Linked DNA regions of Homo sapiens: region 2 is linked to region 1. Evidence: read pairs that join two places in POLR2A ChIA-PET (ENCODE). Cell type or tissue: HepG2. All regions are shown on one strand. Region 1 overlaps NXN (nucleoredoxin). Region 2 overlaps VPS53 (VPS53 subunit of GARP complex).

Region 1 (2,500 bases):
ACCTTCCGGTCCCCAAAAGTGACTGAAAGCAGGATTCTGCTGCGGAAAAACTGGACTTGGAGGAAGGGCAGGAGAGAAGGGCGAGGTGTGTCGGCCTGCCTCAGGTCTGGGGTGCCCAATTCTGGTTGTGCAAACAGTGAGGGAAAAAAAGGGTGCTACGATGTCTGGCTAAAACGGGGCATCAGAGCTGTCGGCGGTACCAGTTTTCAGAATCCATGGATTTATAACGGATTTCTTTTCTAACTTGCAAACGCATACGAGATACTTCACAGAGGTATTACAGTTAAGTCACACTTCCCCACATAAGCTCACCTTTAATGAAAAAGTTAAAATGACATAAAACTGGGAGTGTTCCAGAAAAGGCAGGCCTGTGTTCACCATCACAACACCTATGGATAGAAAAGAGGCAGAAAGGCCGGGTACGGTGGCTCACGCCTGTAATCCCAGCACTTTGGGAGGCTGAGGTGGGAGGATCAGCTTGACCCCAGGAGGCCGAGATTGCACAACCGCATTCCAGCCTGAGTGACACAGTGAGACTCTGCAGCCTTTACTGCAGCCTTTGCCTCCCGGGCTCAAGTGATCCTCCCACCTCGGTGTCCTGAGTGGCTGGGATTACAGGCACCCAGCACCACGCCCGGCTGATTTTTTGTATTTTTTGTAGAGATGGGGTTTCATCATGTTGGCCGGGCTGGTCTCAAACTACTGAGCTCGGGTGATCCGCCCGCCTCGGCCTCCCAAGGTGCTGGGTGCATTTTTTCTTAAGGAAGAAAAAGGAGGGCAGGGGGCAAGGTGCAGGGCAAAAAAGAAGAGCCCAGGAGTCCAAGAGGGAAGCGGCCAGAGGAAACGGAAGGAATCAGCTTCCAACAGGGACCCACAAGGCTGCTTGAGAACTCAGGACACAAGGAACACACCTGGAGAAGGGGGCTCTGCGGTGATCCGTACACAGTGAGAACCAAAGGGGCAGCTTCAGGGAAAACAGGTGGGGAGGGACAAAAGGAGGGAAAAGCCAAAACTCTCCGTCATCGAGAGGAACGCACACTTCTCCGAGGCTATTGCCGGTTCAAGCTCGTTTCCTTCAGAACACACCCCCAAAGTTCCTGGGGTCCCCCCACCGCCCTCCCCAACACACACACTCACTCCAATTTCACTCTTTTCTGCACAGATTCCAGGGAAGTATCCTGGAGACAGACATCAAAGGCATCCGAGCTGGCAGCCCACAACAGGTCACGCTGTCACGGGGACGCCGGGAACCACATGAAAAGCAGAGAATTCACGGGGCGTTCGATGATGATGATTATTTTTTAAGGAGCTCAGAAATGTCTTTCGTTTCAGTTTTAGTTTAAGGACAGCTACCTCTGGGGGAATGGCTTTGAAGTCACATAGCCCAGAGCAGCGCTCAGCAGCCACGAGGGAAGAAAAACGCTGCGCCCAGCGGAAAGGCCACAGGAGCCACGGGGCGCAGGGGCCGTCGCTGAAGAAGAACCCAGAAGGCTTCTGCTTTTGGTACAAGGACAGGAAGGAAGAGGAATGGCTGCAGCTGGGACCACATTTGAAAACCCACCAAGGCCAACCTTGCAATGGCCTTCTGCGTAGCAGCAAATACACAGAGGTTAAGGGGCAGAGGCCCCAGGAGAACCCTGTGAATATGCCTATTCGGAGGGGTCAGGGTCAGAGGACAAAAGAGGCCGGAGAGGAACAAGCTTTCCACTTGGGCGGTTTTACTGCTCCAGAAAGCAGTTTTTGAAAAGCACGAGATGATGGGAAGGCCCAGGTCGGCGGTTAGATCTAGAGCAGGCGGCAAGAGCTTGCCCTGATATGACAGCAAGTGAGCTGGCCACAAACACAGCTCACAGCTAGTGCGAAGGCCGAGCCAAAGAAAAGGTCCCCAGCCCGGCCGGGCGCGGCGGCTCACGCCTGTAATCCCAACACTTTGGGAGGCTGAGGCAGGCGGATCACGAGGTCAGGAGTTCGAGATCAGCCCAGCCAACATGGCGAAACCCCCGTCTCTACTAAAAAAATACAAAACTTAGCCGGGCTTAGTGACGAGCCCCTGTAGTCCCAGCTACTTGGGAGGCGGAGGCAGGAGAATCACTTGAACCTGGGGAGGCGGAGGTCGCAGTGAGCCGAGATTGCGCCACTGCACTCCAGCCTGGGTGACAGAGTGAGACACTGTCTCAAAAAACAAAACAAAAAACAAAAACAAAAAGAAAGAAAACAGGCAAAATCAAAAGAAAAATGATGAAAAAGAAGATAAAATTAAGAACAGAACAGGCTGGGCGCGGTGGCTCATGCCTGTAATCCCAGCACTTTGGTAGGCCGAGGCGGGCGGATCACTTGAGGCCAGGGGTTCAAGACCAGCCTGGCCAACATGGCAAAACCCCGTCTCTACTAAAAATTAGCTGGGTGTGGTGGCGGGCTCCTGTAATCCCAGCTACACGGGACGCTGAGGCAGGAGAATTGCTTGAGCCTGGGAGGCAGAGACTGCAGTGAGCCAAGATCT
Region 2 (2,500 bases), 260 kb before region 1:
AGCTAATTTTTGTATTTTTAGTAGAGACGGGGTTTCACCATGTTGGCCAGGACGGTCTCCATCTCCTGACCTCATGACCCGCTTACCTCGGCCTCCCAACATGCTGGGATTACAGGCGTGAGCCACCAGAATGAGAATTGGGAAAAAGAGTTTGTCTTTCGCGGGTGGTAGGAGTCCCAAGAAGTGAAACTGAGTTAGAGAGCAGCTAGGTTCCCCAGGAAGGGCAGGAGGCTGGACTACAGGTAGAGATGATGAGGGTGACACACACACACACACACACACACACACACACACACACACACAATCTCTCTCTCACACAATCTCAATCTCTCTCTCTCTCTCTCTCTCTCTCTCTCTCTCTCTGAGCTTTACTCCCGTCTTTGGCTTCAGCTGTTTGACAAGCCCAGCTGAGACGCTATCCTTCTGGCGGTCACACTTGTTGAACTTCTTCAAACGAGACACAACAGGATCCTTCCAAATAATCCCCCTTTTGCCTAAGCCCGTTTGAATTGGGATTTTTGTCTTCTGCAACCAAGAGAGTCTTGAATGAGTTTATAAAGCACTCAGCTCACAGAAAGTGCTCACTTAATGGCAACTATTAGTATTCCCACATCTCCTAGATGGAGTAGGATATTTCAGATGAGACTACCCTCTAAGAATCAGAGGTTGTTACTCATCTTTTAGAGCTTTGTAAATAAGATGGCTAAGTTCAGTATCTGCAGGCAGACTCAGAAGAACGGCTCATGGATTAAGAGGATGGAATCTTTGAACCATGCTGAAAATGAGACATTCTCCAGAAAAAAATTGAAGTCTTTTGTTCATTCATTCAATTAAAAAGTGAGTGCCTATTACATGTACTGTGCTAGATACTGAGAGAAAAAGATCACTAGCTAGGGAATGTATCTTTAAAGGGCTTGTAAGGAATACATGTCTGAATTATACACAAAATGATACAAAGAGCGATGAATAAAGAATGGCAGCGGCCGGGCGCAGTGGCTCACGCCTGTAATCCCAGCACTGTGGGAGGCTGAGGAAGGTGGATCACGAGGTCAGGAGATCGAGACCATCCTGGCGAACACGGTGAAACCCCGTCTCTACTAAAAATACAAAAAATTAACCGGGCGTGGTGGCGGGCGCCTGTAGTCCCAGCTACTCGGGAGACTTAGGCAGGAGAATGGCGTGAACCCAGGAGGTGGAGCTTGCAGTGAGCCGAGATTGTGCCACTGCACTCCAGCCTGGGGCACAGAGCAAGATTCCGTCGCAAAAAAAAAACAAAAACAAAAACAAAAAAAAAACAACGGCAGCATCATTTCGAAAGCCAGGAGGTCCTCCAGAGAGCAGAAACATGGATGAGTGCTACCACATCTGATAAGCCCTACACGGAAGCCCTCACCACATCCACTGAGGGTGGACACCAAGGGTCAAGTCGCCTCTCTTTAGAGAAAGTCTCTTCTTTTGTTACTGCTGACCACCCCGGCATCACTGAGAGCTGTTGCTATGGAAACGAGGTATCCCCAGCTGAAACAGAGGTGCTTCAGCCAGCCTCAGCAATGCTAACAATGCAGCCCGCTCTCCACGACGGTGCTCAACAGCAGCAGAGGCTGCGGGACTCTCACACACCCAGCCTCAGCAATGCCAACAACGCAGCCCACTCCCCATGATGGTGCTCAACAGCAGCAGAGGCTGTCGGACTCTCACAGCCACAGATGGCTGCACGTCTACAGCTCTTTGCTTCCCTACGTGTCCGAGAACTCAACCAGGACTGCCCTGGTCAAATGCCAGATGGCGCCCATCAGATGAGAATCACTGATGTTTACACAAATTCCTCCACACCACTTAGGAACCTGGAGTATAAGAAGGCTTTATTTAAAGCACAGATTTCTTTCCAAGTTTGTGAACCAAAAACCAAAGGACTGTAAAGAGCAAACGGAGTAATTCTCACCTTGTTTGTTAAAATGTTCTGTTCCATGTAAGTTACTTTTATTTATGATTTCTGCAAACCAAAGCCACTGAAAATGTGAACCAAAGAGCTCATTTTTGTTGTTTTCAGGAGACAAGCCAGAAATTAAAATCACAAGACGAGGCTCGGAAACAAATTCAGCAGTGCCCAAATAAGACTAAACATTTACATTGCAAAGTTCTGCCTATATCTGTTATCACCCCTAACTTAAAACAAGCTAGCCCTGAAATAGCTGCGAGTGACGGATGCGTTCATGCAGCTTCCTTTGACGAAAGGTAACCCCGGAGGATGAGAGCATTTCAAGCAACACCTCCAAGTGGCAAAAGACAAGGAAACGTTTAAGCAAAAGTTTCTGCTGCTTTTGCTGAATGAAAGGTAAAGAAATTCAATATTTTTGGAAATGGGGCACATTAAAAGGAACAACTTGTCCAAGTTTAACAAAGGACTACTTTTCCCAAATAGCCAGGACTTCCAGTTGCCAAGTTCGAGGTTATTGACTTCATTCTAATTCCCCATATCTTACTATTACTTCTCATTTTA

Evidence for each region. ChIA-PET counts read pairs that join two places held together with the same protein. Peaks named below come from ENCODE experiments on the same cell type or tissue, not always from the same donor. Only the 100,000 strongest peaks of a DNase experiment are listed, where the experiment ranks them.
Region 2: POLR2A ChIA-PET joins it to region 1 with 6 read pairs; 2 of 35 experiments call an interaction of 5 or more read pairs at or near these places.

What each region holds. Positions count from the first base shown.
Region 1 is chr17:936,508-939,007 of GRCh38, forward strand. The region is part of intron 1 of NXN (nucleoredoxin); the gene reads right to left. Among named protein-coding and RNA genes, the nearest start is that of NXN, 42 kb to the right of the region's middle. In HepG2, no CTCF peak of the experiment used is centred here; DNase peaks (open chromatin) are centred at 1,254 and 1,664.
Region 2 is chr17:671,850-674,349 of GRCh38, forward strand. All of the region lies in intron 4 of VPS53 (VPS53 subunit of GARP complex), which reads right to left. Among named protein-coding and RNA genes, the nearest start is that of VPS53, 42 kb to the right of the region's middle. RefSeq lists a silencer at 1,380-1,674. In HepG2, no CTCF peak of the experiment used is centred here; no DNase peak of the experiment used is centred here.